Linked DNA regions of Homo sapiens: regions 1, 2, 3, 4 and 6 are each linked to region 5. The links are chromatin loops, found by intact Hi-C in ENCODE. Cell type or tissue: IMR-90. All regions are shown on one strand.

Region 1 (5,000 bases), 220 kb before region 5:
CATGCCCATTTTCATGGTCTCTGCATTTGACTACAACAGCTTGCCAATTAAACTTTGCCAGGTCCCCACATCTCAGTGTTCAAAAGATCCTCTACAATCCCACCTGCTCTGTGAAGCTTCTCAGCCATAAAAAGCACTCACTGGGCCATGTTTGTTCAGCCTTGTGCTGTACTTGCTTACAACCACTGGGCTATATCTTGTTTGCTGGAAAGCCGGTCTTTTCCCTGATACGGCTTGCTTTGGCCCCATTCTGCTTTTTTTATACTATGTGTATTTAAATAATAAGACAGAAGCTGGTGATCACAGGGGCCCTCATTTCAGATTATCAAGTGTAAATTAGCCAAGTGTTTTGATAGCTCTTAATTATTGACAACAGACAGTCTCATGGAAGAGCTTGCATAAGCCACACGTCTAGGTAATATGAAACCTCGCTCCAGGCCTTGGCAATTACATCTCTGCTGAGATATGGGGCTGAGGGGTGTACTGCCAGGTGTCCACCACATAGGACAGAATTTGTGGATTAGCAAAAAAAAGTGAGAGCTAATGAGTTGCAATGAGGGCTTTCATTAGCAGTGTTGTATTAGTGCATAATTTGGAGACCACTTTCCAAAAGGCTCTAAAAATTGCCTGAGAAATCACTGGGTGCACAATAAAAATTATTGAGAGAAAGACGGCTGGCTTACTCAGACACTGCCAGAGTTTGTTTGTTTTGGTGTTCCTCGAGAGCCTTGGTTTCATGCTCTGCTCTTCGCAGAAGCCTCTCTTGGGAATAGGCTTTTCCTCTTTCCTCCTTTCTCCATCAATATTCTCCACAAATAAAGCACTGTATAATAGTTTTTTGTACTAATGCTTAAGCCCTCCTCTTATTTAACTTGCAGGTTTATTAAGATATAAGATGTCAAGATGTTTCTGCTGAATAAAAGAGATTTTTTTTTGTTTATAGTTTTCACATGCACACATACACACACACAGTTATTGAGAATGTCCCATGATTTACTTTTATTACCCATTTATTCTTAATGATGTTAATGTTATCTTCATTGTGCATAAAAGGGAAGAGGTTAAATAATTTGCTCAAATTACATGTTATGCAGTTGGTAGAGACTTGTTTTTAGCACAGATACATTATAAATATTTTTGAGCACTATAAAAAATAAAATAAATGATGACTACACTTAAGTACTGATGTTTTATTACATTTATAGAATGATCAATCAGAATAATTTTAGATTTGTCTTTGCTTGTCATCTATTGTCATGTGCTGTAATACTATTTTGATCTATTAATCCCACTTCTGCTGGCGAAATTAAAACAGGAATACCACTGACACCTAAAAACAAATAACCTGCAGACAAAATTCTGTTGAACTGTTGACAATTAGGTGGCTTCATTCGGTTAATGAGTTTACAGGCACATTAGCTATCACATGCTTCTGTAATTGATCATTTTGGAATCAAACACATTTCCTGATGTCATGCTCAGAGTTGAAAGCACAACTGGTGTATAAGCGGAAGTAACCCATTAAGCTCTAGACAGAAACACCATTGGTCACGTTTATGAATGCAACTAAATGTAAAGAAGTGACTGGAAGCCTTCCATTCTCACATACCCATAGGATTTCCTTTGACGAGAATGTTACCTCATTGCTTTATACAGAATAGATTAAAATTTTTTCTAGATGAAAACTGCATTGGATATTTAGGATCCTCTTGAAAATAGAATATCTTCCTCCACCATGAACACAAAAGAATCTGAAAGAAAATTCAGTTCCTACTCTTGCTCAAGGTTTTCACCCTTGTGATGTCTGTATAATAGCCCTGCTCTCCAAATCTATGGTATCTCCTAAATTGCTATGGTAGGAATTTGGATAGTAACTCCAAAAGAGGGATCCTGTGTTCCCCAAATCTGTCTGGTTCCTGAGTTCAGAAAGTGGGAGGTTGGTTACCACCAGACACCTTTTATTTTACCTCTCAGCACTTCAGAGGTCAATTTTCTTCAGAGCCTGTCTCTGAAATATACATACCACCACAAGGTGGCAGTGGAGATTTGTGGTCACATGGTTAGCAACTCCAAAGAATGGGGCTTTACTATATTCCCTGCCTACATGACATCTACTCATAGTTGAATTGGTTTTAAAACTTCACGCACTTTACAGAATGCTGATTTTATGAATTCTTATCATTTTCACTTTACCAACTTTTTTCTTTACATTTACAGGTGCCTTTAAGAAAGGCTTGCTCAACATTTTGGACTCATGTAACTTAATTTGATTTCAAAACCTCCAAATAGATTTTTGTTCCTCTGAGTTCATATTTCACTGGGTAACCTTACATTTCTCTGTCCCTTTACCAAAAGAAAATCCAGTCTCCCCAGTGTTAATCTAAAATTTACTTTCCTATATCTTTGGAATCTTAGTGGAAAGTCTCACCTTCTCTAGTTCTTCCTTTTAACAGCACAGTTTAAACTTTACATTTCGGAATACGTTTCCCTCTCAGAAAAGACAGATAGAGGAACCTGCCCCTATTACACACAAAACTGGCAATTGAAGTTGAATGGAAAAGTCATTAGACCTTGTGTCAGAAGATCTGACCTTGTTTTTATTCTGCCACTTTTTGATGGGTGACTCGGAGCAAGACACTTAACCCCTTTGACTCTCAGTTTCCCCTTATGTCAAGAGAAAATGCTGGTTCAATATGGAAATAATGGTTAAATAAAAGTAAGTGAAATAAGTGCCTAGAACAGAGTGGGCCTTTAACAAATGTGATATCAGAATCGCTTTAACTTCTCAATCTTGTTTGACAACAAACTAAAGATTATTAAGAATAAACACAACTTATAATAAAACCAAATTTTAAAAAGTGGAACAATTTTCTCCACCTCTCTAATAGTTCCGAAAGGTATTCAACTTCAACATCATGTAAGACCCTAAAAAAAGAATATTTTGTACTTCAGTTTTCAGATGTTAAGTTTCCACCATAGGAGAGGGGTCCAAAATCATCATTCTCTCAAAAAGTAAAAAAAAAAAAAGAAGTATTTTAATTGCTTAATATATTGTAAAGCTGCTTCCTCTGTTTACTCTCTGGAAAATATCTACTGCATTAGACAAATTAGGCTTTGTATTGATTCAATTAAAAAATGAATACATTGACTTAATGTGGAAATCACTATTCACTAGAAGAGCAGAAAACTATTTTTTCTTTCTTTTTGAGATAGGGTCTCTGTCACTCAGGCTCTAGTGGAGTGGCAATCACAGTTCACTGCAGCCTCTAACTGCTCCTGGGCTCAAGCCATTGTCAGACCTCAGCGAGTAGCTAAGACCACAGGTGCACCACCATACCTGGCTAATTTACATATTTATTTATTTTTGTAGAGATAGGGTCTCGCTAAGTTGCCCAGGCTATATATCTTTAAAGGAAAAACAAAAATATTTTCATTACCTTTTCAAATGAATTAAATGCTGACTACTTTGCCAAAGTCTCCTTACAGTGCTCAAGCAAAGTATAAAAACAGAATAGCATAAGAAAAATTATGTCCAAGATATACCCTTTTTCTTTATTATTTTGAACAAAATATTTCAAATATTACAGATTAGAGGTTCGTAAATAATATCAGTTTATATTCATAATTCTAGGTCATTTCTTTACCTCTATTTCTAGTGGTATGAATATGATCTGGTTCTAGAGTTCAGGATTCACATTTGTCTCTGAAAACTGCAGCCTTTTTATGGAAATGACCCAAATATTTAGAACACAAGAATATGCCATTGCCTCTCTGATGACATTTATTGGTATTTCTCATTGACAAAGAAGAAAATAATTGTGCTTTTCATGATTTTAAACTCATCCAGGCCCATCACTCAAATCATATGATTTCCATTGCCCAAGCAGATGTAGAGTCCTCCCACCTAGGGAAAACTTTGTTTCACATTGGGACAGACACCTCATAATAGATTAAGAATACCAGATTTAATTTTTTTAAAAGATGATAAAATTTAATATTATTTTTGGAATAGAGCTTTTAGTGAATATTAAACTTTGCAGGTTATGTCACATAGGTCTTTATGTGAATAACTTCTTGAGAAGTCATTTTTCTCTAGCTGATCTGACTTTACATACCCCTTCCACACAAGTATATTTAAATACATAATTCAACTCATAGAAATGCTTGCTTGGCTTCCTTGAACTTTTACAGTTAATTTCTAAATCCATTTTTTAAAAGTCTCTTAGGAACCACAATTATCTTTTAAATATTCTCAGTAAAATCAAAATTTGCACGTTGAAACCATGACTTCAGAGATAATCCACTTTTTACAGAATCAGATATGAGCATCTGACAGCCATCTGAAGTAACACGAGACATGCTAGCTGAGAACCCTTACCCTGTGGTGTCTCAGAAATTTACTTAGAACACTTCCTAGTTCTCTTTAACTTAGATCTTAAAATGCCCCACAAATACCTGTAATGTTAACTTTGGGACATCCATATTTTTTTCCAAAAGAGCATAATTTGAAATTAGTACAGCTAGCCATACAAATTAATTTAATATTATTTTATCAAATAGAGTACTCTTTCTAAACAGGTTGGAATTCATTTATTAAAACCGTCTGTTTATTTTTCATATATATATATATATATATTTTTTTTTTTTTTTTTTTTTTTTTGAGATGGAGTCTTGCTCTGCTGCCCAGGCTGGAGTGCAGGGGCGCGATCTCGGCTCACTGCAAGCTCTGCCTCCCGGATTCACGCCATTCTCCTGCCTCAGCCTCCGGAGTAGCTGGGACTACAGGCGCCCGCCACCACGCCCAGCTAATTTTTTTGTATTTTTAGTAGAGATGGGGTTTCACCGTGTTAGCCAGGATGGTCTCCATCTCCTGACCTCATGATCTGCCCGCCTCGGCCTCCCAAAGTGCTGGGATTACAGGTGTGAGCCACTGCGCCTGGTTCTATTTCTAATTTAATAATGATATATAAAATGCTCTTTCAAATGCATCAAGTGTCATT
Region 2 (5,000 bases), 1.2 Mb before region 5:
TAGTGAAATTATTAGGAAAAAGACTCCACAAACCACAGGATATAAATCAAGTGGACAGTCTGAAATTTGGTGGAAGGTGGCTGGCACATAATAGGCATGTAGAAAAAGTGGTTTATAGGAAGGAGTGGTGTCTTTGTTTGTGCTGTTTTAACAAAATATCTGAAACTGGATAGTTTGTAAACGACAGAAATTTATTTCTTACAGTTCTGGAGGCTGGGAGGTCTAAGGTCAAAGTGTTGGCATTTGACGTCTGGTGAAGGCCTTCTTGCTACATCCTCATGTGGCCAAAAGGGCAAGTGTTGTATCCTCACATGGTGGAAGGCAGAACGACATAGGAGGCCCAGCTAGCTCCTTCCAGACGTTTCTAAGGTGGTTGCTATTTATGAGGGTGGAAGCTTCATGACTTAATCACCTCTTAAAGGCTCTACCTCCTATTTTTTTTTTTTTTCTGAGACAGAGTTTTACTCTGCCACCCAGGCTGGAGTGCAGTGGTGCTATCTTGGCTCACTGCAACCTCCGCCTCCCAGGTTCGAGCAATTCTCCTACCTCAGCCTCCCGAGTAGCTGGAATTACAGGCATGCACCACCACACCTGGCTAATTTTTGTGTTTTTATTAGAGACGGGGTTTCACCATGTTGGCCAGGCTGGTCTCTAACTCCTGACCTCAGGTGATCCACCCGCCTTGGCCTCCCAAAGTGCTGGGATTACAGGAGCGAGCCACTGTGCCCAGCCAGGCCCCACCTTCTAATTCTGTCACATTGGGTCTTAGGTTCCAACATACTAACTTTGTGGAGACACAAACTTCGAAACCATAGCAACTGGGTTAACGAGTTCAGTAGAGGGCCAAATGTTCACACCAAGGGGAGAGAGAGAGGAACATGAGAAGTGAATTCACAGGTCAGGTGGCCTTGGGTCGGTGTCCTGTGTTTATAGTATTTCTTTTCTGACACTTTGCTTCCTAGTTTTAGTATACTCTTTTTCAGGTTTGAAGTCTCTTTATGCTTTTATGGCAGACTTTTAGAATAAAAAAAGTCATCATATTTTAAGCTCCTATTTCAAATTTGCTCACATCAGCCTGTTGGCTCTCTGTCATTATCTGTAGTATTCACCTTAACTATGCATTTGGTGTGTAGAATGAAAGATAATATGGTCCCTATCTAAGTGGATTCACAATCTAATGACAAGGAAGGGACACATATGGCTAATTATAAAACCTACAATTATAGAAAGGGAAAGGTGAAATGGAAGGATGAGACAGAAGTTGTCATGTTTGTGCAGAGAAGTAGTTAGCTGAAGTTGTTAGGCTCTTATAAAAGTGATGGTTCATGAGTTGTCATTTGACGAGAAGTACAATATTGTGAATTAGTTCACAGCAGGAGGCAAACGTAGCAGTAGGGAAGCTCCTGGCTATCATAGTTGTGTCAGAAAGGGGCTACCTATGTTGTCTTTGACTATGGACCTTGAAGGCCTCGAAATGGGAGTGGGGCCAGGAGTGGAGGTGAGGAGTCCTAATGACAACTCTGGCTGGCCAAATAAAAAATTTTATAACAGCTTCAAAGTCAAATCATAATGGATAGCTAAACAAATTCAACATCCAACTTTTAGATTATTAATCATGACCTCAAAATAGAGATTATGATCCCATAACATATATTGATTAGGAGCAATTATCCACCATTGGGCTCTGTGTACTTATTTTAATTAATAATGTAGCATCCTAATATGAAAAGATTGCAAAGTTGTATTTCTATTTGATTTGGCTAATTATGTAATGGAAAAAGAGGTGAACTTAAGTGGATATTGAGAAGAAGGAGAAATTTACAGTTCCTGCAGAAAGCATGGAAACAAGTCGTATACTCCTGAAATTTTTTTCTCCATATATTTTTACCTTCTAAATCCATGCCCCTCATTTATGATCAGCATGAAGTATCTGAAGTGAAATGTTTTATAGTAATTTTATTGTAATTTTCAAATAAGGAATTTTGATAATTTCTTCAATTTTAAATATATAGATACACATACGTATGTCTGTATCTCTATATATAGATATATATATATATACATATAGAGAGAGAGACATATATTCTCCTATGCTTTCTTTGCTTTGTGTACAGTCAAGCCACAAAAGAAGACCATTTTGCAAAGAGAAAAGCCAGAAAATTCCAAGAATGCCTTTATAAAACAGACTTAAAAAAAAAAAAAGCAACTTCATCCTGTCAAGTTACATTACTACAATTACAGTGCACATACATTGAATCAATTTTTTACTGAAGTGTTCTTTACCTTATATAAACACTGCATAAATCCATTAGACAGCCGTCAATTCCTGTAGGGAAAATGCAATACAATTTAGAAGAAAGTAATTTAATATAGTGGACACTGAAAAGGCAAAGTAATGAGAAAATATTTTTATTTTTTCTTTTCTTTTTAAAACAAACTTACAACAGAGTTTACTAAGCTTTGGTTAAATAAAATAATGCAGTAAGAATAAAATAACTTGAACGTCATATCAAATTATTAGTACACTGAAAATTCCCATCAGCTCTTAAACAGAAAGTGCCCAGTAGTAACCTAATCAATCATGGATATTCTATTTAGAATAAAAGATGAATGGATCTAAAGGGAAAAACAGTAGTAAATCAAAAGGAAGAGAGAGAGAGAGGAACTTGATCTCAGTCATAGATCCTGCTGGATTGAAGATGTGAATGAAACTGAATTATGAACTATTTACAAAATTCTTGGTTTCCTCTTGCCAGTTTTGGAATCTTTGTACTCTGTTTTGTGGTTGTAAATTTTGTTTTCTTTTCGTCATACAATCCAAATCAACTTTCCCCACCCTTGTGAAAACCACATTGAGACCCTATTCAGACGATTTATTTTCTTAGACCAAAAAATAACTTTCAGCTTCATTCAACTGACTCACTGGCTGCCATAGCATCCTGGTCCCTGAGTGGGGTCCATGATTAATAGCTCTTATGGGATTAGCGTTCCCACGTCATGCCTCTTCCTTTTCCAAATTCCTCAGTAATTTTGATTCTTTTCTTTGATCCCAAGAGGGCACTAGTTACACATGATCTTGGCTGGTGGCTTTTTCTGTTTGCCCCTCCAGCCAGGCTTCATGGACCCAGAGTAGAGAATCCCCGGCTGTGATGCAGCAGCCTCTATGCATACTAAAGTTTCAATAACTGGTTAACATTTACTGAATGTTTTTTCTGTTGTAGCTCACTGAATTTTTACCAAAACTCTGCAAGAAATATTGTATTATCATTCTTACTCTATGGATGAAAGAAAAGAGGCTAAGAGAGATAAAATTACTTGTCCCCATGCAATGGTTACTGAAAGATGGAGCCAGGATTCTACCTTAGGTAATTTGATTAAACAGACTATTTTTAACCACCACAGTGTTTTTTTTATAGTAGTACTGAGAAGAGAATAATGGCAAAAATAATAAAACAAAAACATAATTTTTACTTATAAAGAGTAAAACCATTTACATGCATGGCTCAATTTTTGTCTTCCTATCATTATCTAAGGAATGTGTTTTATCACCGTCTTACAGGGAAATGCAAGGAAACCATCAAAGAGATACTGTGAAGTGTGCATCTGCTAAGGGCAAATTGAGAGAGAATGACATTGTATCCTTGAAAATTATTGTAGAGATGCCTGAATATGCCCAAACTGCTTTCAGTGAGCAAACTTCCTCTTGGATCTGTGAAGCTTGGAGGAAAAGTCAGAGAACCACGCTGCTCTTATGTAAAACTATCTTATGCTCACTCGTATTGTACCAGGAAGGTTTTTTCCCCTGGGTATATATCGAGATTGTATAGTTACTCCTACTTTCTGTCCCATCTAGCAGGCCCTTCTGGGTTTCACCGAGCTGGAAAGCTCTGATTGTTTTCTCTGTTAGAAGAAAAGATAGATGGGTCATGAGGCAGGACTGCGTTTACCACTTTCTTGACAAGGAACTTCTGAGGATTCCTTAAAGATCTCTTGCTGGGCTCTCTCTTCTGTAGTTCATTTAACAAGAATGGATGCATATCTTCTTTTCGTTGTTTGTTTGTTTTGAGATGGAGTCTTGCTTTGTCACCCAAGCTGGAGTGCAGTGGCGCGATATCAGCTCACTGCAACCTCCGCCTCCCAGGTTCAAGCAATTATCCTGCCTCGGCCTCCCAAGTAGCTGGGATTACAGGCATGTACCACCACACCCAGCTAATTTTTGTATTCTTAGTAGAGATGGGGTTTTGCCATGTTGGTCAGGCTGGTCTCAAACTCCTGACCTCAGGTGAAGAATGGATGTATATCTATTGGTTACTTGTAACTGCTCCCCTGTCCCAGGGGTCCCTTCTAGGCCTTGTAGTTGTAGGTCCATCTGCTCCCTAAGTGGCCTATTAGAGCAGACTCAATGTCCTCAGCCAAACTCTCTCATTCATGGGACACATTTGGTGTGTGAGAAACATTTATGCATATCTTGTTCTAATACACTTTGGGCAAACAGGATGATCCCAATTCAATGGCACATTTCTGTTTCCATCTCCAAACAGTGAGTGCATTTCTTGTCCTTTAGATGTTTCATAAGAGATATGTTAAGCTCCCCTGTATTTCCTGGAAGCCTCCTTGCAGCTCTTCTTTCACTATGGATATTATCTTCATGGTATTTTCTCTCCATAGTAGGCCAAATCTTTGAAGACAGAGTAAATTGGTGGTTCCCCATGCCTGGGGGGTTGGGTGGAAAGGGGAAATGACTGCTATTGGACCCAGGTTTCTTTTTCAGATAATGAAAATATTCTAAAGTTGACTGTGGAGACCGTGGCATAACTCTGTGAATACACTGAAAACCATTGACTTGTACACTTCAAATGGTTGAATTGTATGGCATCTGAAATATATCTCAGTATAGCATATATATATATATAATGCTTTAATAATATATACATATATATGTATATGTAAATATACATATATATATAAAATAAAGAAAAAGGAGACCCCACCATTACAGG
Region 3 (5,000 bases), 280 kb after region 5:
TACATAGGGTATTAAAAATTAAAGAAATTCTCAAGGGTTTTTAATAGCTTTTTTACTTCTCATACCATTAGGTGAGTAGGGTAGTATCTCCTGATGGTGATCATGTGTCTAAAGGAAGGGATACAATGGTTGGATTAGGGAGTTTTTCTATTACAAGCTTTGAGACTGCAGACCCAACTAAGGCAAATTCAAAGAGGAAAAACTGATTTCCTAAACATAATTTAGAGATAAAGTACAAATATTAACCCCATGGACAAAACAAAAATCAAAGTCACTGATTAATGTATTTACTGATTGAGGACAACTTTATAGCAATTATTATTATAAATGCTTTATGTACAAAACTGAAAAAAGATATTGTCCATTACAACAAGGAAGTTGAGTTCATTGGAGGTGTCACCATGAGAACAAAAATCTTTGGGCTATAGAAGTTGAGATGTGAATGGAATCAAGACAGGAACAGGTGGATTGCCTTGAAGGTTAGCTAGTTTTAAAACTCTGTTTTAGTTACGCTTTAAGTATCTCTTTCTTCCTCCTAATCTTGCTAGCAAAAATCTTCATCTATGACCTTTCCCAGGATACAATTTGGAAATTAATTTATGACATGACTCCCCTAGTTACCATGGTTACTAGTCCTTACTCTGGGGTAGATGTCTCTTAGCACTTACTGGTTTTATAATAATACGAGGTCTGATAATCCAAAGATATAGAATGAGTTTATTTGAAGCAGCACATCTAGAATCTAGAAAGTACTTGTCTCATGAAAACTGTTTGGTAAATATTCAGTGAATGAGAGAATATACACTGGACACCAAAATAAATAGATTTTAATATGTATTAGAATTTATTACATAGGAAAATTCATTTAATCAATAATCTGAGTATAAAAGAAAAAGACACACAGTCAAACTATTTCTAATAAACATAAAATTGAGGGCTAATTACAGAATTTATTTAATTACCTCATGGATGAATTTAACAAGAGTATAGAAAAAGTTTATAATGTGTAGGTAGATCACTAGAGACAAAATTTATCTAATGTGAATACCTAAATAGCCATTGTGTTTTTTCACTTAAAGGTTTCTAGTTGTATAGAATTCACAATGCATACATTTAGGCCTGATATTTTCTTCATTAGATTTTAAAATTCCTAAATTATTTTGCAATTTCCCAACCCTCCTGTCACACAATAGTGCCACAAGCTGATACTTAAATCCCTATGTGTAATGACAAAGTACCAAACTTCCTAATTAATAATGAGTCTCAAATTCAGCTATCTCAAGTATGTTATTAGCAATAACCTTGAGGCGTCTATGCATGAGTTATTGATAGGGATGTCTTGTCCAAAACATGATTCCAGCACTTGGATAGTCCTAATAATATCTGGCTAGCAGTATGTTTCTTAATTGGAAATAATAAAAGAAACAGTATTACCACAAGTAATCAGACTTTCTTAGTTATGATACTTACACATCATAAGGCATGTGATTTATTCAACTATTTGGAGCTTCTCCAGGCACACTAGAACATAAATAAAACACAGAAGAGCAGCAAGACTGGGGAAATCACAGTGCAGTTTAGGAATTATGAAGGGGTTATGCTGCCCCTCCGCTTCAGTGTTGCAGCCGTAATGTATACGGTGCAGTTAACCTTTGACAGATAACGAGGCTTCTGTCCAGATACTAATATACAGAATATTTCGTGTCTTTCAAAGTACACCTTCAAAAGCTATTTGACAGAACCAGTCTTATATTCTAATTTCTCTAACGGCCTAGAGAGAAAACATTTTCTTTTTTTGAATTTTTGGTGAATATATTATTCTGAACTGCCCAAAAGGAAAGCCAGCTCCTGTTTGAAATCACAGCTATTAATGAAAGTATATTTTCTTTCTCCTTCCTGCTATTTCTATTAGAAATGCAGTTTATCTTTTGAATATACAGCCTCTAATGTCTTTCCTTTATTATATTTATACCAATAAAAAATTTTACAAAGATTAGTAGCAGGTAGTATTATTTTCACTGATTTATATAGGTTTTATATATTGGATGCTTAAAAACAAAGCATAAAGGCAAGGAATTAAAAATAATATCTAACTGGACAAAGAAAAGGGCAATAGTTTTGCCATAAAATGTTCACCAAGCTAAATTTGTTTCAGTTATATTGAGAGCCAGTCCTGAAACTATCAACTCCAGAGAAATTACTTTGCCTGTAATGCTAAGAGCAGCCCCTACTGGTTACAGTCATATAATTGAGACAGGGGAAATTTTAATGAAAAAAGTTAAAATATTAGAACAGAAAATATTGGAGCGTTCTGTCTTTTTAAATAGCAATGGTCTCTTTTTTTACTCTTTTTCAGTATGTGACCTGCCATATTTGCTATAAATCGCATATGAAGTATCAAATACTTAAATCTCATTTTTTGTTTCCTTTGAAGAAATTGTTTTAGATAATGCTCAAACAACCTTCCACTTGACAGAGAGCTTGCCAAAATCAGCCTTTGACAAAATTCATCTGTTAACAAGGAAAAACTAAGGAAGCATACTGTGGATGTATATTTGTAGTTTGAAATAAAAGTATAATTTTATTGGATTCATACATTATTGAATCATTATTTTCCAAATGCATAAGGGCATATTAAAAAATAATAAAACATTATATATGTTTAAAATTATGGCCCCATAAATGAAATCAGGAAATCAACAAAAATTGATTTAAAATATTTTAAAACTTTTTTCTTGCTCTAATCACCATTTTGTTGGAGGTAATTGATGAATAATAACAAAAGAATTTAAAACAAATGGAAATAATTCTGTGCTTATATTTTCTTCTCCTTTTCTGACATGTCTTCCCAAATGGCTTTACACCTAACTTCAGCACAGTGTTTCTTTGTCTATTTAAGTCTTTGACAAGACATTTAAAGAACTGAAATGATTTGTGTGTACGTATGTTTTGCATATACCTTTAAAAATACCAGAAATGTCTTACTTAACTCTTTTGAATTAATATCCAAATGATAAACATTAACATATTTGTTTAATTGGGTCATATTATGAATTCTTCATTGGGCAATATTGAATTTTCTAATGTTTGCATTCTAAGTGTTTTGCAAAATATGTTCTGTGTAATCACAATCCTCTCATATGCTACTTAGAAACAAAAATACAAAAAAGTCCCTAAAGCCTTAGAAGTTTTTTTTTAAATGCTGCATACTATATTCCCTTAAAGATTCTGAGTGCAAATTAGCATATTCAACTCTTTAATGCATCCTTTAGTAAAGAAACATGTTTAATTTTCTCTAATCCAGTTTTCCTCAAACACTTCAGTAACACGGAAACTCTTTTTCATAGCAAACCTATGAAGATCTTATGGGACTGGTCTCTTTGGGGAATATATTTTCTGTAATGTGATTCTAATTCTTTAAGGATGAATACTGAGACTGCTTTAGTCTTAGTCCTTACCTAACACCTCCTCAATCTTGAACACTTCTGGACTAATCTAGAGAAAAAATGTATCACAAAGGACTGTCTTGGCCATGTCCCCAGGGATGTGCCATCATTTTTTTTCTTTTTTTTTTTTGTTTTATACTTTATGTTCTAGGGTACATGTGCACAACGTGGTTTGTTACATATGTATACATGTGCCATGTTGGTGTGCTGCACCCACTAACTCGTCATTTAACATTAGGTATATCTCCTAATGCTATCCCTCCCCCCTACCCCCACCCCACTACAGGCCCCGGTGTGTGATGTTCCCCACCTTGTGTCCAAGTGTTCTCATTGTTTAATTCCCACCTATGAGTGAGAACATGCGGTGTTTGGTTTTCTGTCCTTGCGATAGTTCAGAATGATGGTTTCTGGCTTCATCCATATCCCTACAAAAGACATGAACTCATCCTTTTTTATGGCTGCATAGTATTCCATGCTGTATATGTGTCACATTTTCTTAATCTAGTCTATCATTGATGGACATTTGGGTTGGTTCCAAGTCTTTGCTATTGTGAATAGTGCCACAATAAACATACGTGTGCATGTGTCTTTTTGGGAGTATGATTTATAAACATCTGGGTATATACCCAGTAATGGGATGGCTGGGTCAAATGGTATTTCTAGTTCTAGATCCTTGAGGAATCGCCACACTGTCTTCCACAATGGTTGAACTAGTTTACAGTCCCGCCAACAGTGTAAAAGTGTTCCTATTTCTCCACATCCTCTCCAGCACCTGTTGTTTCCTGACTTTTTAATGATCGCCATTCTAACTGGTGTGAGATGGTATCTCATTGTGGTTTTGATTTGCATTTCTCTGATGGCCAGTGATGATGAGCATTTTTTTCATGTGTCTGTTGGCTGCATAAATGTCTTCTTTTGAGAAGTGTCTGTTCATATTCTTTGCCCACTTTTTGATGGGGTTGTTTGATTTTCTCTTATAAATTTAAGTTCTTTGCAGGTTCTGGATATTAGCCCTTTGTCAGATGAGTAGATTGCAAACATTTTCTCCCATTCTGTACATTGCCTATTCACTCTGATGGTAGTTTCTTTTAAATTCTTTAGTTTAATTAGATCCCATTTCTCAATTTTGACTTTTGTTGTTGTTACTTTTGGTGTTTTAGACATGAAATCCTTGCCCATGCCTATGTCCTGAATGGTATTGCCTAGGTTTTCTTCTAGGGTTTTTATGGTTTTAGGTCTAACATGTAAGTCTTTAATCCATCTTGAATTAGTTTTTGTATAAGGTGCAAGGAAGGGATCCAGTTTCAGGTTTCAGCTTTCTACATATGGCTAGCCAGTTTTCCCAGCACCATTTATTAAATAGGGAATCCTTTCCCTATTTCTTGTTTTTGTCAGGTTTATCAAAGATCAGATGGTTATAGATGTGTGGTATTATTTCTGAGGGCTCTGTTCTGTTCCATTGGTCTATATCTCTGTTTTGGTACCAGTACCATGCTGTTTTGGTTACTGTAGCCTTGTAGTATAGTTTGAAGTCAGGTAGCGTGATGCCTCCAG
Region 4 (5,000 bases), 1.6 Mb before region 5:
AATTCTGGCAGTGTTTTGATACATGATAAGTAATCAATATTCTAGTTTGTTTCTACTAAAGATTATTTTAAAGAAACTTTAATCTTAGAGGGAATAACATATATTTCCTTGCTTTTTTTTTTTTTTAACCAGAGCAGCGTTTACTTTAATTTAACATGAAGAGATTGGAAATAAGTCAATCTCCTCCCTCTATGAAATGACATGGAAATTGCTCTGCCGTTATCCAACCCCCCAGGAATGGGAGAAGATAGGAAAAGTGGGGGAGGAATGGCTGCTACTTTTGAGGTCTGCGGTTCAATTTCAGGCATTATTGATTAGATTAAGATTTATAACTGCAGAGAGAGTGAAGGTTTTCAGAAGGGTGTTATTGTTCTATTGTTTAGCTTCTACTGTGGTATTAAAAGAATGTCCAGCCTACTTCTAGGAAGCTTCTAAAAGTAAACTCAAAGAAATTAAAATTTAAAACTCCAGTTTTTTCTGTCCATTCACAAGTTTTTATGATGATAAAAAATGTCAGTTATGTGATAAGATGTCAGGCATTTCCACTCAGTGAAATAGTTAAATTTTATGGTTCTCTTTTATTCAGTTCATCTTTTTCTTTCCTTTCCTTTACTTGTGTTGTGTTTGTTTGTTTGTTGTTTCTTCTTCCCCTTTCCTTGCCTTTCCTTCTTTTCCTTCTTTCTCTCTTTTTTTTCTCTCAATGTTAAGTACATAAGTGCACCTAGTAGTTCACTTTAATAAGCATTTACTTTCAGATTTCTAGATAAGGTTCCAGCAAGACTCTGATAATACTTATTTAAGAATCCATCATCCTGTGTTTGGAGATGATTAATAGTGGAGGATTCTTGTTTGTACGAAAGCCACGAGCTAAATCTGTGTTACTAAATGCAGGGTCATTCACAGGCTAACCTAGCATAATTCCCTTCCTGAGTGTACTAGAATGTCAGACACTTCAAAATGGTACCTGTAGAGACAAGCTTCTTTTTTTAACCTCAGAATTGGTTTTATTCATAGATCAGATTGTCAGAACTACTGGCTTAGTTATTTACATTTGTTTTATGTTCAGCTGTCTGCTTGATTTATACTAATGTGATATGTTCCCTTTCTCTCTTCAGCTTAATAACTGGTTTATATTTTGTTTTGATTTTTCAGTCCCGTCTTTTACCTTCACACCAACAGGTATATATTTGCACTTACCCTCCTCCTTTCCATTGTTAGTTTGGCATGTGTTCCACTATTGTGTTTCTGTTTTTATTTCATTTTCTGCAGTAAGTTGGGGGAAAGAACTTAAAGTGGAATGTAATACTTGATTTACTCACACCAGGCATGTGTTTAAGGTAGAAATGGTTGGTGTTGCTTTTCATCCATTCGATGCAATTATTTATTCACAATTCCACACTGGATCTTGGCCTTGTTTGCATGTGTTTCATTAAGTAGACACACTGTCTCTACCTTCAGCATGATTTAACATGCTAATGATCTTATTGACTACTTCAGACTTGACAGTGCATTTTTCAACTTAAGCTTTCAAGTTTTCCAACAAAAATTTCTCTCCCTTATAATTCTCTGTCCCCAGAATCAATATTGTTAAAGGTAACCACAATATCCAGCACATGTGAAAGATAGAACTTTTCGTTTTCCCTAAGTCAGAATCCTAATATTCCGTTCTATCCAATTTCTTTCAAAATGGGTCCTCTTCTGTCATATCACCTCCAGGAAAAGATGTACGTGTAGTTGTGCCCTCTCAGTTTTAATCCAGTTATTGTCATCACTGGGAGCAGTTATCTCTCTATAACAGACTTCCAGTTTGGAGTTCTTCTAAGTAGCAGAACTTGGCAGCTTTAAAAACACATTTCTTCTTAGAAAATGTGTCTGTATTTACAGAAAAGCTAATCTTCTTAACCACTTAGCCTAACTATGTGAAAATCTTTTTTTTGTTATGGTTAAATTTTTCCATCCCAAATTTATTAAGCTGAGGATGCTTTCAAGAGCATTATAATATATTTTGATTATCTATACATGTCTGATGAAAATATAATGAGAAATAATTTGCAGAAGCCACAATAAAAAATAGGTCACATGAATTAATAGTCACAACTTGGCATACATCTTTGTGTGTAGAAAGGTTTATTTTAACATTTCTCTTTGACTTACTGGTACTCATACTTCCGGGAAAATAATCTAGTAGTTTTTTTTTTTCCTGAGTTTAAGTTTACACCTATATAAAATTATGAAATTATGTGCTCCAATAATAAATTCAAAATGGAAATCCATCGGAATGCTAATGTACAGATGTGTAACAGTTATATTTAATAAGTGTACTGATGTTTTGCTTTTTCTTGATTCTCCACCTTATTGGAATTTGAAGAAAATAAGAGTGATATATAGATATCTAATTATATATATAATTAGATATATGATATGTATATCTAATTCTATACAATATTTAAAGAAATGTCACTAGTTGAATCAATCTGTTACGTCATGTGATTTTTGCAATGCTTCTGTCTAGGAAGACAGAAGGAATTCCATTTTAGAAAGAAGCTCATGAATGTAATAGCTTTTGATATATAAATATGTCTATTAATTGTTCCTTTTTTTTTTCGTAACATTCTAGTAACTTACCAGAGAGGAGGCGAAGCTGTCAGCAGTGGAGGGAGGTAATTATCTTGCTTGTTTTGTAGATCCTACAGGGAATTCCAAATATTTCTTCATCTTCCTCAATGACACCACTTTCTCTGCTTAAAAAGTCTAACTTAAAGGTGGAATTTATTTAGTTCCTTGACGAAGACTCCATTCAGCTATGCTGTTGAAACAAGCTGTTTACACACAAATGTAGTTGATTGGAGTAGTTGCATCTTAGTCAGTGACCACTAGAGGGAGGACTTTAACTGAGAAAGAGACTTGCTGATTTAGCAAATGATTAAAAGGAGTTAAAGTGACTAAGCGGTGGCATTTATGAAGATTAACAAATACAGCTAGTTAACTAATACTATCCAAGAAAAAGAGTTCATTTGAAAAACCTGCTGAACACAGCAATTGCTCATAAGTTGTAGGTTATGTTTGTTTATTCTTGTTATGAATTCAACATAGTTCACTTCCCCATTTGCAGGAAAATGTGTTGAAATAAAAGAGGAAATCTGGGTAACTTGTTAACAAAGAATGTTTTCCCTCCTCTAATTGAAATGAATCTCATATTTATGATTTTTAAAGTAATTATTATTCAGTGAACTTTAATATATTCACAGAGAAATCACAAATTGATGTGACAACCAGCTTAAAGGGGCTGAAATAAGGTATAAGTTATGTGATGAGCCAAGCTTCAGAATTTTTCACAATAAGATGTTTTTTTTTTCTCCAAAACAGTAACATCTAGCTTACAGTGTAAAAAAAAAAAAATCTTCCAACCAAAACCATCTTATAATTCAAATTCAGTGAACTTACTAAATTCCCTTCTTTGTACAGCTGTATAACATGACTGCTACTAGAAAGATAACAATGAGTAAGATATTATTCCTAAATTCAAGGAACATACCACCGGATAAGAAAATTACTGAATTTAGTATATAACAAAGAGTGGTTTAAAAAAAAAGAAGGTTGACCACCTTTAGCCAATGCTGTACAAATTTGGCAACAAGTACTAATCTTTTCTTTCCTGGGTATTGCTAACTTCCTGTTTTCATACCTGTGAAACAAAGCCAGCCAGTGACAGACCCAAAGCTAGGGAGGTTTTCATAAGGAATAAATCCACTTGATTCAGGAATTAAACCAGGGCATGTTTGTGCATCCAGGGGAATTCCATCTAAATCACAGCCCAGACATTCATGAAAGAGCCTCTGGCATAAGAACATTTTCTCGTGGGTGAATCTGGAATACCTGATTTTATAACCACTTCATTACATGTGTATATTTCAACCTCCTCACTAATCAAAGCATGTGAAAGTGCTTCTTGAGTGTCTTTGATATGTTCTTCACTAGCCTCTGTGCGTGGGTGTGTGTACACAAGTATCACACACACATACAGAAAAATAAGCTTGGTTCCTACTCTAAAAGAATTTACAACCTGGATAGAGCAAACTGGCACATGGGAAACAATGGCAGGAATGCATAGGTAGCAAATGCTAGTTGCCACGGCAGGATGGAAAAATTACAAAGTTCCTGAGCTATTTGGAAAGCTCACTATATCACAAAACAAACATAGCTTTTTAAAGTTAAAAATAAAATCCCTGTCAGTGAAACTGATTTATTTCAAATAGTAAGTAGAAATGATCATTTTCCTAAATGAAATGCTAAACGATGTTGGGATGTTACGGAGGCAACAGTTCAATAAAGATTTCAGAGTCAATGCTCAAAATGTCAGTTATATACAAAATTTTAGAATTATTTATTCATGCAATATATTGAACACTTACTATGTGACAGGTGCTAGTTTACTTACTTGGGAAGCATCAGTAAGCAAAGTGTATAAAAATTCCTGCCCTTCCAGACCTTACATTATAGTGGCGGAAATGCGAGATGAATAATAAACATTTTTTTAAAAAGTCAGCTGTACAATATCAGCAGTTGATAAATGCTACGGAAAAAATAAAATAGGATGAGGACAATAAGGATGCTTTACGAAGGGGCCTCATTCCTAGCCACTTACGGATGTGTGTGTCATTGTGTGTGTATGTGTGTCTGTGTCTATGTTTCGTGATCTAGTGAGATCAGAGAGGGAATAATGAACCAAACTCCTACACTGACTTCTCTTGTGTCTGCCCCTTAAGCACTGGTTTCCCTCATGTGTTTCAGACTTTCTGAGTCCTCACTGGACCTCCTACCTCACATAGTTAATGACACCAAAGCCAAAACCTTCCAGCCATCCTCTTGGACCTCCTGTATCCATTACTGCATTTTGTTGATGCTGTCTCTTACTCCTTTCACTCTCATATTGTTTCATTTCAAGCCCTACTTCTCCTTTGCCTAATCTATGACAAAAGCTCTCAGGAGTCCTACCTTTA
Region 5 (5,000 bases):
CGAACATATAAAAATCCACAGAGCAGTAGTTGTGTAAACATCAGCAGACTCATTTTGACATATTAAAAAGGATCCAGATTCTTTAAGAAACCAATCCCAGAGAGCAAAAGTACAAAAATGAGTATCAAAAAAAGAGGTAGGTCCAAAGTTTAGACTTTCCTAGATACTAATTAAAGTCAAGAAGAGCAAATCGCAAGATCAGAAGGGGTTGGTGGAGAGGTCTCGAACGGGGCACACTGAGATCCATCCAAATTAACAGAGGGTACTTCAAAGGCTGCTGTATTTCCAGCACTCTGGCTTCCTAAATTCCCACAAATTCAGCCCAGCCAGAGGGATTATTCGAGTGTGTCTAACCCTCTCTCCTTAGGCTCCACTGCAATCCAAAGCCAAGTTCTTCCTTCAGAAGTCAAGATGATGAAGGGGGAGGAAAAGACCTAATTCCTAGAAAGTGTTCCACAAACTTGCCAGCGCGCTGCCGAAAAACCATTGGCCTGCCTACTGGTTTTCTTTCCCCCGGTTTCCTTCTCCGTAGCAGCTCCACGTCCGGAGTTATTTTTTAATATGTCTATATTTTTACTTAACTTCCATAATAAGAATGTGTCAAAGCAACACTTTGCAGGCGGGCAGACTTGGCGGGCCTCTCCTTTGCAGCGGTGTTGCCCTCCCTCCACCTCTCCGGTTTCCAAAAGAGAGGAGAAGGGAAATCAGGACGATTCGGGTGGAGAATCCGAACTCCTACGTGGTGAGGGAGGCAGGGAAGGAGCGAGGGAGGGAGGGAGGGAGGGAGGGGCCGGGCGGAGGCCGAGGCTGCAGACACCCCCGCGGTGCCGCCTCTGAGGATAGTGCACCAGGCGGCTGCGGGCGCGAGCAGAGACGGGCGTGAGAGCCCAGCCCGGGCGCGGCGGAGAAAGGGAGCGCTCAGTCCAGCGCCAGGCGCGCTGAGGCCCCTCGCCCGGGTCCAGCCCCCGCAGCCTCGCAGCAGAGCGTCCGCTTCCTCCGGCAGCTGCCGCGGGTGGAAGGACTTCTAGGAGGGAAGGCGAGGAGGCGGGAGGGGAGGGGAGGAATGAGAGCTGCCTGGAGTCGGCCCGGGGAGGGGCGGGGGCGAGGAGGGGCGCGCGGAGCCCTGAACCTCCGGACTCGGCCACCCGCCCGCTGGGGAGTGGGGAGGGGTCCTGGAGAGCCGAGAGTCCCCGGGGGGACGGAGATGAACAAATTCGGAGAGCCCCGCCGGCTGCCGAGGGCCGAGGCCACCGGGCGACTCCTTCCCCTTCTCCGCGCCCCCGGGTGCCCACTCCTTCCCGCCTCGGGAGGGGATAGGTGGGCTCCAGGCTCCTGCTCCTCGCCGCGTCCCGTTTAATGGGCAGGTAATTTTCTCCGTGAGTGATTTCATGGAAGCCCTTCCTAATTATTCATCCCTCCGTCTGCCGGAGCTGCACGCGCTTTCTTGAAAAAGATCAGCCTCCAGGACCCAGGGCGCAGCCTCATTACGCGTTAAAATCACACACTCACTCACTCTTCACCTTTTAGCCAGATGAGAAGCCGAGTAGGAGGAAGGAAAGGAAAGGAAAGGAAATAGAAGCACCTTTTGGACTGGAAAGGTTGTGTGTAGATGCTTCCTATATGATTCAAAAGCACAAGGGGGAGAAAAAGGAGGGGGCAGAATTCTCTAACCTCCAGCGGCTCATTTTAGCCAAGATCTATGGCCCCCTGCGGCATCCCCAAGGGAAGGAGGAAGGGGAGGCAGCCCCTCTTATGTTACTCAGTTGCCTTTTGACCCCTCCACGATGAGTTTGATGCGCGATCGCGCAGGGCGAGGGAGTTCCACAGAAGATGCTAAGGACGGGGAAGCGGGGATCACAGAGCTTGGGGGAGGGGGATCCCCGAAGTCTTTACCCTCCAGGGACCAGCACCTCCAGAAGGAAATTCGGTAAACATAGGCTCTGGGTGTGGAAAGCCGAAAGCCCAGCTGAGCTCATGGAAGCTCAAAAAGAAGCCGAATTTCAGCCCAAAGACGACAAAACTCTGAAAATTAAGACCAAGACTACCAAAGGATGCCATTCAGGACCGGGGATGATGAAGGAAGGTCACGTTAGATCAAAGGGGTGCCGGTGTCGGCGGTGCCCCGGTGCGGCCGGGCCCACGTGTGATCACAGGCTCGCTGGTAGCCGTTTGATGCTTGTTCAGATGATGAGAAGGCGGCTTATAGGAACTCACGCAGGTCCCCGAGCCGAGCTAAATGCTGGATGGTGAGTCTTTAGTTCCCCCTACTGGAAAATATTAGGAAAGGTTCTCTCCAGAAGGGGCCGTCTGAGGAAGAGCCTTTGTTTGGTGGATACGTTTTGGTGCTGCTACTTAACTTAGGTCTCCCTTGCATATTATGGGCGCTGTGTGTTCTTTTAAAAAAAGGTCAGCGACATTCAAGCAATTAGAAGAGACATTAGGACACCTCGGCATGCTTGAAAATTACGGTAATGAAATAGTCTTGCGAAAGAATAAAACAACCACTCTTCTTGTAAAGCATTAAGAGTAATTTCTGCACACTTTTAATCTACAGTATTTACTTGTGAAGAAAAAAGTGCATTCGGTTGTTAAAGTTGAATCACTTGAATTCTCACTATAATAATTCTGAATGTGCTATTGTTTTAGCACCCCGTGAAAAAAGGCTTAACCGTTAAGGAGAAACCCACCCCAAAGGTCCAATACGTCTAAATTGGATAACACTGTGGTTTAGAAACATCCAAAAGTGCGCTATTAACATCTCTTTTATCTCTGGAAAAGGAAAGTAATTAAAATTCTTGAAAACTTTCATTTTAAACACTTGGGCTTGGTTTACCCAGTTCAGGATTACAATGTCTAGCTCATGTCTCCAAATAATACACACCACCAGCTTATCTCGGGCAAATTTCCTTACGCGGGTGAAATTTTTAAGATATTCGGAAAATAGTCTTCCTAATACAATAATGCAGGAATTAACACATCATATAGACTTATAAGACCCTTAATTTTAAGATGGTTCACAGAAAGGAAGACATTGGAGGATTTCAACTAGAAGTGTTTTCTCATGACTATTTATTTATCAGGCAAAATATAGATTCTATTTTATACTTGATAGACTCACCATCTGTAAATGCCTTTCCTTAAGTAAACTATAAAATCACTCAGAGGCAGAAAGAGTGTGTGTGGGAAACAGAAGGGATAGATTGGGCGAGATCAGCCTACCACCAATTGCCATGGTCCTTTAGGGCAGAAAATGTTGCCCTATTCATAGAAAGTTATCCTTGTGTAGGGTATGACAAATTACATCATACAGAGAAGAGCTTTGTATAAGGGAAATCGCTTTGGTTATATTGGCATTTTTTTTACCAAGCATCAACATTTTGCATTCTTAACTACTTTACCTATTAAAAGTGACAAAGCAAGCCAGTGATTTTAGACTGGTGCCATTTTTTAAATGGCTTTTGTTGTTGTGGTTGTTGTTGTTTGCCATACACTAGCTACCTTATGGAATAATGTCTTCACCAAAACATTTTGGAATCCATGTTTTCTGCTTTTCTTGTAGTCAAGTTCATAACTGGTTTTTTAAAAGAATGCTCTGTCAGTGTCTCATTTGATATGAAATGTGACTAAAAAACCATTATTTTATAACAATCTCATCCCAAATGATAGTTTAGGATTATGACCAAACATCTCACACTAAATTAGCAACAGTAACGAGTCGCCAGACAGAAATTTGTTATGGACAACATTAATTCCAAAAGAACAAAGACATTACCTTCTGAGATATATGATAAGATCTATACTAGAAAAATGTGCATATTTCAATTACACTTAAGACAGTTTTAGTGAGCACTGCCTATATAAAAAATGGATTTCTCACTCCAAATGTTTAATTAAAGGAAAGTCTTTAAAATCTGAAGCTTCTAGTAGAAGTTGGAAATTAAATTTTAGCAGTGCTTTAGCAAAAAAAAAAAAAAATTAAGGTTTTCCTTAAGCCAAAAAGAAACAGCAATGGCTTAGAACAATGAAGCCCCATGACCACCACATCAGAGAGCTTAAGATACAGAAAAATCAAATGGGGATCTGGCTTCAATGTCTTTCTAAATATAAATTGTTTTTTTCTTTTCCAAACAAGCAGCTGAATAGATAAATGTAGATGGAAATCTAGGCTTCTTTTATGTAAAACCTGGAAAGGTATTATATATTCAAAATGTGCCTATATATTTTAATACATCTAAAGATTGTAAGAAACTGTCATTATCCCTAATTTGGGTAAGGTTATCCAATGGCCTTCTTTGTGATTGAATTTCTGAGTTGGTATTCCAGCAGAAGTATAAAATAACCATATGAAGGAAATCTGCAGAGTGTAACATATTAAATATTTCTTTTTTCATACCAGATTCCCCAAGGATGTGGTAAAAACTGCAAAACCCTAATCCACTTTTTTACTCTTTTCAACGTGCTCTTGTTATAATTGTAAGGCAGCATATATATAAAAATCAAAGGTTTGATCCATGATAGTAATTTTAACATATACTGCCATGTAGTGAGCACTAACCACGTGTCAGGGAATTCTTCTAGTTTTTAAAAATTCATCATATTGTTAAATTCCTATAAGAGGCTTATGTGGTTGATACTATTCCCATTGTACAGATGAGAAAAATGAAGATTAGATAATCAACCCAAGTTAATGAAAGGCACAATCTTGCTTTAAATCCAGACCTGAATACAAAGTCTATGTTATCAAGAACTTGAGATTGATTTAAGACATCTACCACATTGCAGAAATAGTATAAGAGTATAATATATTACTCTGATCAATTTAAGAAAACCGCAGTGTACCAAAATATACAGAAATATGTAATCAATTTTTCTTCAAAATTTAAGAACCTCTTTAAAGCCATTGCTCAGCTCGAATTTTTCTATATAAGATTGTCTTATTATACTATACAGAAACATCACATTAAATGACACGTATGTGTTATTATCTACAAAAGGACACA
Region 6 (5,000 bases), 790 kb before region 5:
CTGAGTGATTTCTTGGATAGGCAATCCCCTATTCATTTTCCTCAGAGGGCCTGGCTCTCAGGATCCAGGAGATCCTGGGAGAATTCTGCTTGCCTAAGATCTCTTGCCATATCTGAGATGAGCACTGAACAGTGTGACTTTCTTGGGGGCTGTCCTGTATGCATGGCTCACTTCTTACCATTGCAATTTCAAAGGCCCAGAGATTCCTTTGTAAATTTAAGTGTCATACCTCGTTGAGGCAAAGGATTGTGATTTCTTTGACAATATGGTTGCATGAAACATAGAAGTTTCTGGTATATTTGTTTTTAATCATTATGATAAGAGGCCGTGTGAATGGGTTATTTCTGTCAATGTTACTACATTTCTTCAGTTCCTTATGAAGCTGGTATATCAAGAAAAGAAAAAATATTTTCTATCCCTGCCCTTTAGAAGATTACAATCTGTGATGAGATAATACATCAAAAATAAATTACAGAGTCCTACCCAGAGCAATCAGGTAAGGGAAAAAAAAGGCATCCTAATAGAAAAAGAACTGAAACTATCTCTGTTTGCCGACAATATGATTTATACCTAGAAAACGCTAAAGGCTCCACCAAAAGGCTCTGTGAGCTGATAAAGAAGACTTCAGTAAAGTTTCAAATACAAAATCAATATACAAAATCTGTAGCATTTCTATTCACCAATAATGTTCAGGCTGTAAGCCAAATCAAAGAAACAATCCCACTTAAAATAACCAGGAAAAAAGTAAAATACATAGGAATACATCTAACCCAAGAGGTAAAAGATCTTTCCAAAGAGAACTGCAAAACACTACTGAAAGAAATAAGACATGACACAAACAAATGGAAAAACATTCCATGCTCATGGATTGGAAGAACCAATATTATTAAAATAGCCATACTGCCCAATGTAACCGACAGATTCGATGCTATTTCTGTCAAACTGCCAACATCATTTTTCAAAGAATTAAATAAAACTATTCTAAAATTCATATGGGGGAGTTTCAAGATAGGCAACCAGACACAGCTGGGAAGTGCCACTCCCACTTAGACAAACCAGGATTTCAACTAAACCAATGTAATTTGAACAGATCTTCAGAGAGAAAACACCAAACGTGGATGGAGATGCAGATGCTGAAGCTGAAGAGAGAGGAAGCTGGTAACTCTGTGTGAGGTGCCTGAACACTAGGGCTTGCTCCCAGCCCTGAACAGCCCCTGGGGAAAGAATGAGTGTAGGGACCAGGTAACTGACTCTTGATATAAACCTCTGGGATCTTAGCTACAGGGGATGCCACTCCCTCAAAAAACGTTTGAGCTTGAAGGAGGATCTCCCCAGAGATTACACGGAGATGGGCTTGAGTAGGCATGGAGCCAGGGACTTTTGTGCACAGGATAGCTCTGATGGAGCCTGGCCATAGACGCCCAACCTCCATGGCTGCCCATCTCCCTCTGAGAGGCTCTGGCCCTAGCTCACCACCAGAACAGGAGAAAGCAGGGCCAAATTACCCACAGGACTAGGGCACATCTGTCTTGCAGGCCTGCCTGCCAGCCCCTCCCAGTGCTCCTGGCTGGCTGCCTCACAGGTGTGTGTACACAGTGCAGCCTCTGCTGCCCAGCCTGGGTGTTTGGCTCCACCTCAGTGCATTCCAGCAGCCTGGAAGCCCCTCAGATCTCCCATGCACCTGGAACCCAACTCTGAGAGTTCAGAGGAGGAAGCCATGAGCAGATCCTGGTGCCCCAAGGCTGTGACTCATATCTCTGGAGTGCCAAACCAGGATCTGTTCCCAGCACTTGAGTGGAGAAACTCACATTCTCAGAAAACTGAGAGGAGTGAGTCACACAGGTTCATGGGCTGGTGTGGGAACTGGGCATGCCTCTCTCCACAGGGCTGTTCTGGTAAGCGTGTGGCCAATCTCTCCCAGCTGAACCACTGTCTGAGGGAGTCGCATGGCCTAAAACACCTAACAACAAAAACAACAAAACATGGGCACAATGTTAGTGATCAGAGGTAGCTCCCCCAAGGCCCAGGAGTGGAAGTAATGGAGGAGTCACCTCTCTCCACTTCACACCACAAAGCACAGCTGCAAAGATGAGGATACACAAAGGAGCCACATGGCTGAGTAAGAGCCTATTTACTGTCCATTGCTCTCAGGCATCATCTAGTGGATCACAGCCCAACCTATGGCATAAAAAAAAAATTGCTAATTCACTCTCCTGCAAAACCAAAAGCAAGAATGTAACAGCATGCAAAGAAACAATATTTCTTTGAAAACTTCCAGAATGAAACTAGCTGACTATACTCAGTTTGTGCCACAGTTAAAGGAAACAATCCCCCCCACCCCCTACAGAAGAGAAAAAATCAGCACAAGAACTCTGGCAATTCAAAATGCCAGAGTATCCCCTTACCTCAAAAATGAGCCCACTAGCTCCGCAGCAGTGGGTTCTTAGTCTGAAATTACTGAAATGGCAGACATGGAATTCAGAATCTGGATGGCAAGGAAGCTCAACAAGATCTAGAAGAAAGTTGAAACCCAATCCAAGGAAGGCAAGCAATCCAATAAAACAATTCAAGAGTTGAAAAACAAAATAGTCGTTTTAAGAAAGACCCAAACTAAACTTCTTGAGCTGAAATACTCACTACAAGAATTTCAGAATAAAATCAGAAGTATTAACAGCAGAATAGACCAATCCAAGGAAAGAATCTTAAAGCTCAAAGACCAACCAGAAGCTCAAATCAACTCAAGCAGACAAAGATAAATTTTTTTTACAAAATGAACAAAATCTCCAATAAATATGGGATTATATTAAGATACCAATTTTGTGACTCACTAGCATCCCTGAAAAAGAAGGAGAGAGAATAACTTGGAAAATATATTTTAGGATACAGTCCACCCAAAAAAAAATCTCCCTAATCTCATAGGAGAGATTGAGGGGTAAATTCAAGAAATATAGAGAACCCCTCCTAGATACTGTAGAAGATGACCATCCCCAAAACACATAGTCATCAGATTCACCGAGATCAATGCAAAGAAAAACTCTTAAAGGCAGCTAGAGAAGGATCAGGTGATGTACAAAGGGAACCTCATCAGACTGGCAGTGAACCTTTCAGCAGAAACTTTACAAGCCAGAAGACACTGGGGACCTATTTTCAGCATCCTTAAAGAAAAGAAATCCCAAAGAAGAATTTCATACCCTGCCAAACTAAGCTTCATAAGTGAAAGAGAAATAAAATCCTTCCAGGCAAGCAAATGTTAAGGGAATTTGTTTCCACTAGACCAGGCTTACTAGAGGTCCTCAAGGGACTGTTAAACATGGAATCAAAAGAAATTTGAAACCTGCTGCCACAAATACTCACGTAAGCACATAGTTCACAGACACTATTGAGAAACTACACAACCAAGTCTGCATAACAACCAGCTAAAAACATGATGACAGGATCAATATCTCATTTATTAAAACTAAGTTTGAATTTAAATGGACAAGTGGCTTCGTGTAAAAGACATAGAGTGGCAAGCTGGATAAAAGACAAGACCCAACTATCTGCTATCTTCAAAAGATCCATCTCACATGTAATGATCTCAGAGGCTCAAAGTAAATGTTGAAAAAAAAGATCTATCCTCTAAAAAAAAAAAAAACAAAAAGAGCAGGAGTCACTATTCTTACGTTAGATAAAACAGACTTTAAACCTCTAACAATTAAGAAAACAAAGAAGGGCATTACATAATGATAAAGGGTACAATCCAACAAGAAAACTTAACTATCCTAAATACACATGCACCCAACATTGGACTACGCAATTTCATAAAACAGCTTCTTCTTGATCTACAAAAAGACTTAGCCACACAATGATAGTGGAAGACTTCAGCACCCCACTGACAGCATTAAAGATTAGTGAGGCAGAAAACTAACAAAGAAACTCTGGACTTAAACATAACACCTGACCAGATGGATCTAGTAGACATTCACAGAACACTTCACACAACAACCAGAAAACATGCGTTCTGTCATATTTCGTGACAGAGACACAACCAAAAAAGAAAACTTCAGGCCAATATCTTTGATGAACATAGACAGAAAAATCCTCAACAAAATAGTATCAAACTGCATCCAGCAGCACGTCAAAGAGTTAATACAACGCAGTCGAGTAGGCTTTATTTCTGGGATGCACGGCTGGTTCAAAATACACAAATCAATAAATGTGATTCACCACTTAAGCAAAATTTAAAGCAAAAAACCTATGATAATATCAGTAGATGCACAAAAATATTTCTATAAAATCCAATATCCCTGCAAAATAGAAACTCACAACAGGCTAGGCATTGAATTAACATACCTAAAAATAATAGGAATAATCTACAACAAAACTACGGCCAACATCATACTGAATGGGCAAAAGCTGGAAGCATTCCCCTTGAAATTGGAAAAAGACAAGGATGCCCACTCTCACCACTCCTACTTAACATAGGACTGGAAGTCACAGCCAAAGCAATCAGGCGAAATAAAGAAATAATATGATTTTATACCTTGAAAACCCTGAAGACCCTGCCAAAAGGCTCCTAGAACTGACAAACGACTTTAATAAAGGAAATAAATCAATGTACAAAAATCAGTAGCATTTCTATACCAACAACATCAAGGCTGAGAGTGAAATCAAGAACATAATCCCACTTAGAGTAGCCAAAAGGAAAATGAAATACCTAGGAATATAGCTAATCAAAGAAGTGAAAGATTTCTCAAAGGAAGACTACAAAACACTGCTGAAACAAATCAGACATGACACAAAAAAGTGGAAAAACATTCCATGTTCATGGATTGAAAGAATCAATATTGTTAGAATGCCCATACTTCCCAAAGCAATTTACAAATTCAGTGCTACGCTTATCAGATTGCCAGTGTCATTCTTCACAGAATTAGGAAAAAACTATTCTAAAATTCATGTGAAACTGAAAAGAGCCTGAATAGCCAAAGCAATCCTAAGCAAAAAGAACAAAGCTGGAGGCA

The links. Peaks named below come from ENCODE experiments on the same cell type or tissue, not always from the same donor. Only the 100,000 strongest peaks of a DNase experiment are listed, where the experiment ranks them.
Region 1: it touches region 5 in a loop (7-fold over the local background); 88 of 110 quality-filtered maps call a loop at or near these places.
Region 2: it touches region 5 in a loop (4-fold over the local background); 7 of 110 quality-filtered maps call a loop at or near these places.
Region 3: it touches region 5 in a loop (7-fold over the local background); 5 of 110 quality-filtered maps call a loop at or near these places.
Region 4: a loop joins it to region 5, with 16 times the contacts of the local background. A loop is called at or near these places in 39 of 110 quality-filtered maps.
Region 6: a loop joins it to region 5, with 3 times the contacts of the local background. A loop is called at or near these places in 2 of 110 quality-filtered maps.

Annotation. Positions count from the first base shown.
Region 1 is chr3:77,252,468-77,257,467 of GRCh38, reverse strand. All of the region lies in intron 2 of ROBO2 (roundabout guidance receptor 2), which reads right to left. Among named protein-coding and RNA genes, the nearest start is that of ROBO2, 210 kb to the right of the region's middle. In IMR-90, a CTCF peak has its summit at 2,024 (motif pointing right); a DNase peak (open chromatin) is centred at 2,047.
Region 2 is chr3:78,203,161-78,208,160 of GRCh38, reverse strand. No RefSeq gene overlaps it. Among named protein-coding and RNA genes, the nearest start is that of LINC02077, 160 kb to the right of the region's middle. In IMR-90, a CTCF peak has its summit at 3,057 (motif pointing right); a DNase peak (open chromatin) is centred at 2,980; H3K4me3 peaks cover 245 bases.
Region 3 is chr3:76,751,014-76,756,013 of GRCh38, reverse strand. It overlaps a transcript of ROBO2 not described here. Among named protein-coding and RNA genes, the nearest start is that of ROBO2, 290 kb to the left of the region's middle. In IMR-90, a CTCF peak has its summit at 2,219 (motif pointing left); no DNase peak of the experiment used is centred here.
Region 4 is chr3:78,643,808-78,648,807 of GRCh38, reverse strand. ROBO1 (roundabout guidance receptor 1) reads left to right here. Exons shown (of 31, transcript NM_002941.4): 20 at 1,153-1,179; 21 at 2,618-2,660. Among named protein-coding and RNA genes, the nearest start is that of LINC02077, 600 kb to the right of the region's middle. In IMR-90, a CTCF peak has its summit at 2,875 (motif pointing right); a DNase peak (open chromatin) is centred at 2,887.
Region 5 is chr3:77,035,839-77,040,838 of GRCh38, reverse strand. ROBO2 (roundabout guidance receptor 2) reads right to left here and starts at 740. Exons shown (of 28, transcript NM_001395656.1): 1 at 1-740. The coding sequence starts at 53. In IMR-90, a CTCF peak has its summit at 2,261 (motif pointing left); a DNase peak (open chromatin) is centred at 2,238; H3K4me3 peaks cover 1,623 bases; H3K27me3 peaks cover 1,927 bases.
Region 6 is chr3:77,822,306-77,827,305 of GRCh38, reverse strand. No RefSeq gene overlaps it. Among named protein-coding and RNA genes, the nearest start is that of LINC02077, 220 kb to the left of the region's middle. In IMR-90, no CTCF peak of the experiment used is centred here; no DNase peak of the experiment used is centred here.